Regions from separate parts of the Homo sapiens genome. Here region 2 is linked to region 1. Evidence: chromatin contacts called from ENCODE Hi-C or POLR2A ChIA-PET data. All regions are on one chromosome and are shown on one strand. The core of a region is the stretch at or near the end of the contact, and the rest is flanking DNA. Distances in the headings are between cores, read along the strand shown.

Region 1 (5,246 bases), core at 601-3,100:
TAATTTGATATATAACACAATTATATTAGAATTAATTATAATAAATACATAATAATTATAAACAATTATAATTAAATATGTAACAATTATATTATAATTAATTATAATAAATATATAACAATTATAATTAATTACATAACATAATTATAATTAATTATAATAAATACATAACAAATATAATTATGATTACTATATAACATAACTATTATAATTATATAACATAATTATAATTAATTATAATCAAATATATAATACAACTAATTATAAATATATAACAATTATATATAATATATTCAACTAATTATTCTAATTAAATAGATAATATAATTATAATTAATTATAATATATAAGTATATTATAAACATATAAGTATATGCAAAATTATATGTGTATATTTTATATACATATCATTATATATTAAGAATACATAATTTTTGTTTTTTTAAAGAGATGAGGTCTCACTGTTTTTCCCAGGCTGAACTCAAACTCTTGGGTTCAAGTGATACTCCCACCTCAGCCTTCCAAGTAGCTGGGATTAAAGGTGAGTGCCACCATGCCAGGCCCCTCTACATTTTAAAAACGGTTACTTATTTATAACTCTGTTAGCACCTTTACTATACATTAAGCTCCTTGTGGGCAGAAGGCATACCTGAGAGCCCCTGGTTCCTTTGTGACCCATATGGCATCTGTCTGACCTGTAGAAGGTGCTCAAGAAACACTTGACAATGGAATGAATGAATGGATGGGCCTGTGATCATCCCCAGCTTCTTCAGAATACTTTCCACTTCAAAAACATGTTTGATGAAAGCAGTCAGTCACAAAAGACCACATACTAAATGATCCCATTTATAGGAAATGTCCAGTATAGGCAAATGTATAAAGAGCAGAAGTGGTGGTTGCCTAGGGCTGGGGTGGTGGTGGTGGTAACAAGGATAGGGAGTCACTGCTGATTGTTGCACAACTCTGAGGATATACTAAACACCATTGCATGGTACTTTAAATGGGTAAATTTTATGTTATACACATTTTGTGTCAATAAAGCTTTTGAAATACTTTTGAAATTTTGTCAAATTTTAACAAAAGTATCTTTAAATGCATTTTTTTCCTGTTTTTATGTTTACCGTATATACATAGGGACTTGCATTATATAATATTTATTGTTATTTTTTGAAGTTTGGACTGGGAGCTCATAGCATGTGCTTTGGGACTTCATTAACCATTTCAGAGATGCAAGGCAGTGTGAGAGGGAATTCTTGTGAGCCTATGCAGAATGACCTCATTCTCTCTGTCAGAGAAATACTGCACTAAGTTATTTTAGTATTAGCAGAATGTCGTTGTTGGATATATTTGGACAGTATATTTTTGTTTCAAGTCATTGAAGAAGTTTGTCTTCATGGAGTAATATATTGCTTTATCTTAATAAATAGGCATAGCATTGGCAGAAGTACAAGGAATGGTGCTATTTTTCTGTCACCTTCAGAATGAAGAGGTAGGTATAGTTTGTTTTTTAGCCTGTTGATCTTGTACTTCTCATTAACAGGTACTTTATTTTTAAAAGTATGTTTTACATTAAAATAGCATTTGTGCACTAATGAAGCAATACTTATTAATAAAACATGCCCTTAGATAAATTGTTTAATGCAGTTTTCTTTTTTCTTCCACATTGTGGGGACTAGTGGTTTCTGTGTTGATGAAAGAGCAGGGAGCATCTTTTCTTGTGTGTTCATTCATGCAAAATTTTGCCCTCTTGAAAAATGAACAAAGATCATAGCCAGAAGGTATTTATCATGCAGTTAACCACAAGAAATCTTGAATGAGATCATCATCAAGTAACTTAAATAAAACAGTTATTTTCTGACACTTTATCACCAGAGTCATTCTTTAGGACACTTAGCATTATTATGTATGCATTTTTCTTTTTCATATAATTGCCAACTATTTTGAAGAATGGGATGCTTCAGATTAACGTCTTGGGAGGGAGACACAATCTACTTGACCCTGATTTAAAGGAATAGTGGAAGTGGGTGGTTCTTCACCACACATGTGATTGTTACTAGGGATTCTTCATAGACTCTGTCATAGCAAAAGTATTATATTTGGCTTCTCATGACGTGTCCCGTGACTAGCAGAGTGTTGCTCAGTGGAATGGCTTGGGCTGAATCAGTAGGTCTTTCCAAGTATAAATTTGAGTGCTCACTAGACCAGAGAGAGGCAGAGGCGTCAGGATTTGGTGGGAGATTCTCTGAGTGTTGCAAATAGTCCCCATCCCTCCTGTGCATGACCCAAGAGTTTGCTCTGAGACACCTATTGAATAAATGGCCAGCCAGCACTGTGGTTAGGTGAAAGGAGCACGAATATTGATAGATATTTAAGCCCTGACGTGACTGAGCCTGGCCTTCAGCTTTGCCTCTTACTATATTTGTGATGTCCAAGAGTGACAGGGGCTAACATAGCTATAAATAAGCAACTATTAAGAAATTGTAAAAAGCAGTGACTGCCAAGAGAAAAATATAGAGAAAATGCCGTGTGAATTTGGAGGAAGTTTAGAGTGATAGGAGCTGTGTGCCAAAGCCACTAGTCTTTCTTGGGCAATTCCCATTATGGAACAAAGGGATCCAGAATGCATTTTCCCAAAGAAAGAATGAGTACAGATGAAATATTGTTGTTAGAATAATTCTTCAGGCTTATCATGGGTTTTTGGGTTAACTTGGAAACCCAAATAGCATTTTACTTTTTAATGACGAATATACAAATGAGCTATGGCACCCCTGAAGAGTTGGCATGGTTTTCCATAGCTGCGGTCAAGGTTGGCTCCTTTCTGTACAGGTTTTCCATATGTCTTGTGAGAGGGTTTGAAATATCAACTTTGGATTCCAACATCTGAGTTCAGTTATTGTCTCTATGCAGTTTTGATTACAAGCAAACATTTGTATACATACAAATGTGTGTCTGTGTATGTGTGTTTGTCACTTAAGAAAATAATGTGTCAACCACAGATATGTTAGTATGAGCATTTTAACAGTTCGTTAGTCACTGAAGTTTTTTTGCAGTACAGGCTAATGCCAAAGGCAAGCTTTCTCCTGCTTGCTGTTTTGCCCAGGGCTGGCATGGCTGGTCAGTGACATCAAGGGATTGTAACAATTCACTTTTATAATAGTTGATATAATTTTGGTTGGCTTTTGTTTATTCACTATTTCAAGTATGATGGTGGTGGTTTTTTGTTTTTGCTTTTCTCTGCTTCAAAGCTATCAACGATTGCATTCCTCTCCTCCACTAAACTTTATGTAGGAGGGAGGGAGGATTTAGTACCTGCACATGGAAATACTTTGATGCTGTGTCGGGTCATTTTTCAGGGAGACAGAGGCCAGAGTCTGTGAAGGTCTGTAGCTGCAGAATGGTTAGCACAGAGGCAATTGATACAATGAGGGGGCTCAGGTTTTGGGACCAGCCAGCCCTGAGTCACCATGGGGCTCTTTATAACATTGGAATAATACTTAACTCAGGGCTAACCTAATGCCTAGAACATTGTAGAATCAGTAGAGACTAAATTGGCATGGTATTGGATTGCTGACTAGAAATACTTCTATCTCAACCTTATAACCAACTGGCTGTTTTACCTTGGGTATGTTTCTTTATTTCTCTGGGCCTTAGTGTTCTTATCTGTCAGATGGTGGAATGGACTGTTATCTCTAAGATTCCCTTGATAGATTCTGAGCTTTTTAGATAAGAACCATTTTCATTCGTCTTTGTTTCCTAACACTGCGATTATACTTGGACAAAACATTTTTTTGAACGAATGATTAGATTTGCAGCTATAGTTATATAGCTACATATAGTTATAATTATGAGCTTATTTGTATATGTCTGTGAACATTTATAAATGAGAATTGTCTTTTTTTGAGGTTATCCTCAAGCAGCCTGAAATGCAATTTTATCTCTAAATGTTCATTCATACATATACATATGTGTGTATGCCTAGAACTAATATATAAAATTTAAAAATTAGAAAAAAATAAAAATGATCAAGGTGCAAGAGTATACGTTTAAACAAATCTATTGCTTTAGAAGAATTTATTTATGTTGCATTATTTGGATATGATGCTTAGAATAACTTGGCTAGTAGAAAAATGCTGTTGGCAGCTTCTAGGTTTAAAAAAAGCACCCCAGAGAATTAGGGAAAAAATAGTAGTTAAAAGGGTACTGTCAAGGTTGGTAGGTCTAAATTTAACAGAGCAGCTGTGTTTTGGTTTGGAAGGGTGTGTGTGTCATGCTATCTCCCCGCGCTGTTTGCTTGCCCTGTTATGAGGCAGAAACATGTTATAATGGAGATAGAGATCCTGCCTTTTGAAATGCAGCCTCAAGAAGTGGCTGCTTGAATGTTGCAGTGCCCCCACTGGCTTACAAGAACCTTGTCAGTGTTTGGAGAAGTTTAAAGCTAGCAGGTGTAATTGTTGTTATGCTTTCTGGCTTGGCTGTGGTCTTTTTCTGAAGGAACTCTTCAAGAACATTGAGCAGTATTCTCTGTGCTTGAAATATTGTGTTTTATTGCATTTAAGATGCCAGTAATTATAAGATTTTATTTTATTTTTTGAGATGGAGTCTTGCTCTGTCACCCAGCCTGGAGAGCAGTGGTTCAATCTCAGCTCACTGCAGTCTCTGCCTCCTGGGTTCAAGTGATTCTGGTGCCTCAGCCTCCTGAGTAGCTGGGATTACAGGCACGTTCCACCACGCCTGGCTAATTTTTTGTATTTTTAGCAGAGACAGGGCTTTGCCATGTCGGTCAGGCTGGTGTCAAACTCCTGACCTCAAGTGGTCTATCTCCCTCATCCTCCCAAAGTACTGGGATTACTAAAGTCATGAGCCACTGCGCCTGGCATATTTTTAAGATTTTATGTTCCACTAAGAAATAACCTTGACAGTTAAGCTGTGATAAAGTGCTTTCCTATCCATTAGAATATTCATTTTATGTTTATTGGAGTTGTTCTATCTATGTTCATAAATAAAAAGGAAAATTTAAGTGAAATGAATTGGTAGCAATATTCTTGAAGCTTACATTCAGAGCCCAAGTCTTCTGAATCATTTTCTGCCTCCATGTTGTCCATGTGAGTGTTTTTTCCTATACTGTCACCCTGTGTGCCATTAAGAGTGGTAGTAATGTAGCAGTTGTTAAAAAGTGTGCTCTACTGTCTATCCTGGAATTTTCTTCCAAGCTGCTGACTCTCATTCTGCATTTTTTTTTTTTTTTT
Region 2 (5,856 bases), core at 885-3,384, 170 kb after region 1:
TCTGCCTCCCTCAGCCTCCCAAAGTGCTAGGATTACAGGCATGAGCCACTGCACCTGGCAGGATATATCTTCTTTCTGAAAACTCAGTTTCACTGCATTTGTAGTTTAGAAATGAATGTCTCCTTCAGGAGAGGTAGATAGGAGCTGAATAGCAGAAGTTAAACATGAGTTAGGAGAAGGAAAAGAGATACGGCGTCAAGTCAGCATGGGTCTAGAATTGGACAGAGATGGACAAAAGAAGGCAGTGAGTTTAAGAATGAGAGTTTGAGCACCTTATCAGTGCCCTTTTCAATAAAGTAGATTGGTTATCTAGATTAATTTCATACATAGACCATGAGGTTGCAGAGTAAGCTCTCTCTCTTTTGAATGAAACCCTCCAAATTTTATTTGTTGAAAATGTTATTTGATAAGAAAATAGGAAAAAATAAGAAATACACTATTAACCCTCACTCAGTACAGTTATGTATATGTTAAATGTGTTTGCTGTCTCCATATGTTACCGAACTGAGTACCTCTTGAATGTAGGGAGCATTTTCTCATTCATGTAGCAGATATTTACTTAAGCACCCTGGTCTTGTGCCAGCAGCTATGTACTAGTGAAGAAAATGAGGTAAACATCTGTCTTCATGGAGCTTAAATTCAATTAAAACCAGAATACATATTGTATGGCAGGTTATGATAATTTCGGGAGGAATAAAATGGGAAAAGAGAGTCCCAGGGCTGGGGTTTAGGCATGGAGTTGGGTACAGAGGGAAGAACTCTCTGTTGAGATGACATTTGGGAAGAGGCCTATGGTAATAGGGAAGCAAGCCATTGCCAAAACCGTGAAGCAGGCGTGAACTTGGCATGTTTGGGAAGGCTGGGGGGTTTGGGAGCAGATGAACCCTCTGGCTGCTGTGTTGGGCAAGAGTTGAAGCAACAGAGAATTAGTAAGAAATTACGGCAGTAATTCGGAAAAGGGATGACTGGTGTGGGTCTGAGTGCCGACAGGGGAAGTAATGAAATGTGGTTCGGTATTTTAAAGGTAGAGCTGACCAGATTTGCTGATGGCTTTGAACATGAGTGAAGAAAGAATAAACTCTAGGTTTATGGCTTTTATAACTAGAAGGTTTTTCCACAGGTGAAGATTCTTAAGATATGGATTGGGATGTTGGTGGTGGAGGAAATCAGGAGTTTGATTGTGGATATGTTAAGCTCAGGACACTTAAGACATTGAAGTAGAGATGTTGAATAGGCATAAAGTGAAATGGTTTAGAGAATGTCAGTAATTTTTCCTGTAAAGGGCTGGATAGTAAATATTTTAGGCTTTGCACACCACATTTGGTTTCTGTGCAGCTCCCCACCTCTGCCTTTGTAATGTGGAATCAGAGAAAGCCAACTGTAAATGAATGAGTGTGGCTCTGTTCTAATTGAAAGACCCTGAAGTATGAAGCTCATATAGTTTTCACACATCACAAAATTTTGCTTAAATTTTTTTCCAACCACTTAAAAATGTAAAACCAAAAACAGGTACTGGGCCTGATTTGGCTCCCTCGTTGTAGTGGGCAGAACTCTGATTTAGAGCACAAGGCTCTGATGTCAGATGCCTTGGATTCAAATTTCTGACCTGGCATTTCCCTGCTGTGTAATGTGGAGCATCTTATTTTTCCTCTCAGTTGTTTCATATATTAAGTGATGATTTAATAGTACTTACCTCACTTGTTAAATGAGCTAATACTCATAAAGCACCTGTAATAGTATGTAGCACAGAGTAACCATTCACCCACTAATTGTTTTACTTCTATACCTAGAGCATTGTACATGGCTTAGAGTTTGTATTAGTCTGTTTTCTCACTGCTATAATGAGCTGCTTGAGACTGGGTAATTTATGAAGGGAAGAAGTTTAATTGACCCACAGTTCTCCATGGCTAGGGAGGCCTCAGGAAACTTACAATTACGGCAGAAGGTGAAAGGGAAGCAGGCACCTTTTTCACATGGTGGCAGGAGAGAGAGAGCGTGCAGGGGAAACTACTTTTAAACCATCAGATCTGAGAACTCTCTCACTTATCACAAGAACAGCCTGGGGAAACCACACCCATGATCCAGTTACCTCCCACCAGGTCCCTCCCTCAACATGTGGGTATCACAATTCAAGATGAGATTTGGGTGCAGACACAGAGCCAAACCATATCAGAGTTAGTAAATGTTAAATGAGTGAAAGTGAAAGTTTTTGAGGTGATATACTTGGCACCTGCTTTTCCTCACCCAATGACAGTTTTCTTTGTCATCAGGTTTTACTATGTTAGGTACCTTATAAACTTGCCTTTAATTATTGTCAGGTTCAAGAAAAGGCACTGAAAAATATTCTCCCATTTCTCATAGACTCACCAATTTGATTGGTACAAACGTCTGAGAAGATTTGTTTCTGGCAGATTGAACTTATCTGCTCAACAACTGCTCAACAAATAAACTGTTAGGCTTTTTGGCACCAAGTAGAACAAGTGGTAGAAGATTAGATAGACACGATATGATAAGATCAAATTATTGTGAATATATATATATATATATATATATATATATATATATATAGAATATATTGTTTTCCTTTTTGAAGATCAGCCTGGGAAGTGGTCATCCTACAGTTGAAACTGAAATCTGAGAAGCACCAGTGAGCTTAGAAAGCTAAGGTGGAATATATACACTGCTGTTACTTAATACTCGATAACTCCACATTAAGTAAAAGAAAGAATGTTAGACAAGGAGTCAGAAGGTATGCTTTTGTCATGTGGCTGTTCGGCAATTCACCTAATCCCTTGTGGTGTCTGGTTCTTTATCTGCAAAATGGGGATATACTCTGTTCCTTGCTCATCTTCATGGTGATTGGGGGTAGATCAGATGAGTGTGTAAAAGCCCCTTGAAAGCTGGAAAGAGCTTAACAAATATCAGCTGTTGCCATGAAAGAATATTTGCTTACTTTCCATTGTGTATAAGATAACGATAATCATAGAATTAATATTATTCAACTTCCTTGTGTCTTTTGCACATTTCTGTACAGTCCTGTTTTTGTTTGTTACTGTCATTCTCAAAGTACTCAAGTTGAATTTTGTCACTTTGGATTTCTTCCAGGAATATGTGAGAGACATTTAGGTCTCTAATGATGAAGTATTTTCTAGGCGTAATGCAAAAGATTGTAAAGAGATTTTCTTCTGTATTGTGATGGCAGTGAGAATTACAATGTCTAACTATTTCTATTAGGAATTCTGCACACACTTTTGTATTAGACAGTGTAAAAATGCTGAATCCATTAATTCGTATTGTAAGAAATGATTCTAATATTAATATAATTTGCAGAATCATCTAACTTACTAGGAAATCCAGGTTGCCTGTGGTTTAAAAGTGGACATAAGCACATATCTTTTCCTCTTTTAACTAAATGAAGTGATGAAACTATAAAGTAGATACCAGATGGTGTATCATTAATGGAGAGGGATGTTGCATCAACGAGTCTTTTACAGAATCATTCTGAGGGAGATTCCTGAGATAACCTTACCATCTGCGCATCAACTAGATTAACACAGCAATTGTACACGTTATCACTTTTTGATGACTTGAACTATTCATTTATATTGGCTTGATGCAGATTTCTTTTGAGAGTATGAATCAAAGTGCACTGAACATGTGAAGTACATTTAGTTCTGTAATACAGCTTGATTTGCCTCTTGGATCTATTTCAATAAACTGCTTGTTAATTAGATAATTCCCATGTGTGAATGGAACTCCCTCTACCCAGGTATTTATATTGGCCACTTCACCCAGGAGTCTGATATAATTTTCTTCTTTCACTAACTTGTTAGGAGTAATAAGTGTAATTTAACTGGACACTGATTTCACCCTTTTTAGAATGAGTTTTCAAAAGCAGCGACACTTTACTGAGAGAGAAGGTCAAAGCCATTTGAAAAGATTTTTTAAGTCCTTATTTCATACTCAAATGTTGCTAAGTTATCAATGGCATCTCTGTGAACATTAGAGATATCACATTTAGGTGTCTTGCCTAATTGAAAGATACTTAGAGAGTATTAATTCCTGATTATTGGTATAAGAGACATAGATAGTATTAATTCCTGGTTGGTGATTTCATGAGAGGAAGTTGAGAACAGCTTTCAAAGAGAAGGTTCTTAAGTGTTTCTACGAAGTAGTCTCCAAGTCTCACAGGGAATTCTGTTTTTTTTGTTTTCCCAACTTTATTTTTGTTTGTTGTATAATTGACAAATATGTCCATAATGCTTTATACCTCTTTATGATAGCCACATTTTGTTTATAATACTTGTGATTAGTTATGTGTGTTTATCTTGTACACTCCTGAGGACACAGAGCTAATTTTCATATTTCTGTATTTTCTATTTTTTTCTTTTGTTTTTGAGGTTCCATAACTTGCATATTTCTGTATTTTCTACAAATAGCACAGTGAATGAATCCTAGATTTTCTAAGCTTATACTATGAAGTTATGTTTATGCAATTAGTGTATAGTTTTAAAATACACACAAATGTTTAGTATCTTCTTCACTAGCCATTTAAATTCATAATTTAATTCTATCCTGGGAGAAAGTCAAGTTTAACTTTGAATATTTTGTTATTGTTTATAGCATCCTTATTAACATGCTGATGATAACATTTACTGAGCATTTACATTGTGATTGGCACTTTGCATGGATTGTCTCATTTTATACTTACCAACAACCCTGTGTGGCTGTGCGCCCTATTGTTTAGGTGAAGGCTTAAAGTAATTCACCTAAGAACATACAGCCAAAATATGATAGATCTGGATTTGAGCCAGGTTCCATGCTTAAGCATTTAGCTGCTGTCTAGTACCAACTTGAAGATGTTCATTCTGTATGTAAATCCTGCTGATTGTAGCATTAGTTCTTTGTGTGGTAAGTTAGCTCTTACCAGCTTCTAATACAACTTTTTGGGTCCTGACGTTATGATTTGATTAATGCTACCTCATAACCTAAAAGTGTTAAGCATTCAAAAATGCATAATTTTCTCCCAGAATTTGACATTTCCTGGGAAAATTTGACCAAAAAAGAATAAGTAAGGTCTTATTACCTAGCGATTACAGCATGATACCCCTAAGAGTTATTTTAATATCGAGTTGTGCTTCTTTCACGTTGAAATAAGAAATTTATAGTCATTAAAGCAGCTTAAAAATTTCTTCTTGAGGTCTTCATTCACTTGCTCATACTTTGATTAATACTGCCTTCCATCTTTTCATCTCTTTCCATCTTCTGGAAAGAAAGCAAACCTTTTTTTTTTTTTTTTTTTTTTTTTTTTTTACTTTTGACAAAGTGTTCTGATAGTTATTTCATCAGAGTTTGGATCGTTGTGTGTTCTTCAGGAAAATGTGTATTTTTCAGGAGTCTGTTGGTCCTGTGGGAGGGAAGCGAGGGGTAGGACCGTGGTTATCGTGTCATAGAGGGCAGAAGCCACAGTCTCCCATGGGTCTTCCAGGATGAAGGGCCTTGTCTCCCCAGGACATGTTGAAGACTTGAGCTCTTTGATAATGTGTTTTGCATGTATAACTTCTCCATTATGAATTTGAATTGATTTGCTCTATGGCATCCACTTTGCTCTTGGCTTTCCTAAGAATGATGGGGTTTTGGCTCAGCATGAAGCCCTCTTGGCTTGAGGAGCTGAGGGAAATCAGAAAATTTAGTTAGGTATAATACAATGTTGAGTAACCCAGTGATGTGGCATGCATTTGTTCTTTGAGAACTCCTCCCTACACCTCCCCCCACTGCATTTACAATTTATTTGCATTCTTAAATATGAAGATATGTTTGTAAGATGGGCCACTTAAAATATTATTCTATGTGCTG

The links. A loop is a pair of places that touch in the nucleus more often than their neighbours do. ChIA-PET counts read pairs that join two places held with the same protein, here RNA polymerase II (POLR2A). Pooled maps may share reads with other maps.
Region 2: a map with no recorded cell type shows a loop between it and region 1 (2.5-fold over the local background). The contact joins two enhancer-like sites. A Hi-C loop is called at or near these places in 3 of 37 single-sample maps with no recorded cell type and 2 of 50 pooled maps. POLR2A ChIA-PET finds 5 or more read pairs at or near these places in 3 of 52 experiments (activated T-cell and activated naive CD4-positive, alpha-beta T cell).

Annotation. Positions count from the first base shown.
Region 1 is chr7:133,050,360-133,055,605 of GRCh38, reverse strand. The region is part of intron 2 of CHCHD3 (coiled-coil-helix-coiled-coil-helix domain containing 3); the gene reads left to right. Among named protein-coding and RNA genes, the nearest start is that of MIR3654, 18 kb to the right of the region's middle. Within about 2 kb of position 1,850, at least 9 of the 41 ENCODE cell types and tissues checked have a DNase peak (open chromatin) inside an H3K27ac peak, as active enhancers do.
Region 2 is chr7:132,879,174-132,885,029 of GRCh38, reverse strand. The region is part of intron 5 of CHCHD3 (coiled-coil-helix-coiled-coil-helix domain containing 3); the gene reads left to right. Among named protein-coding and RNA genes, the nearest start is that of MIR3654, 150 kb to the left of the region's middle. Within about 2 kb of position 2,134, at least 2 of the 41 ENCODE cell types and tissues checked have a DNase peak (open chromatin) inside an H3K27ac peak, as active enhancers do.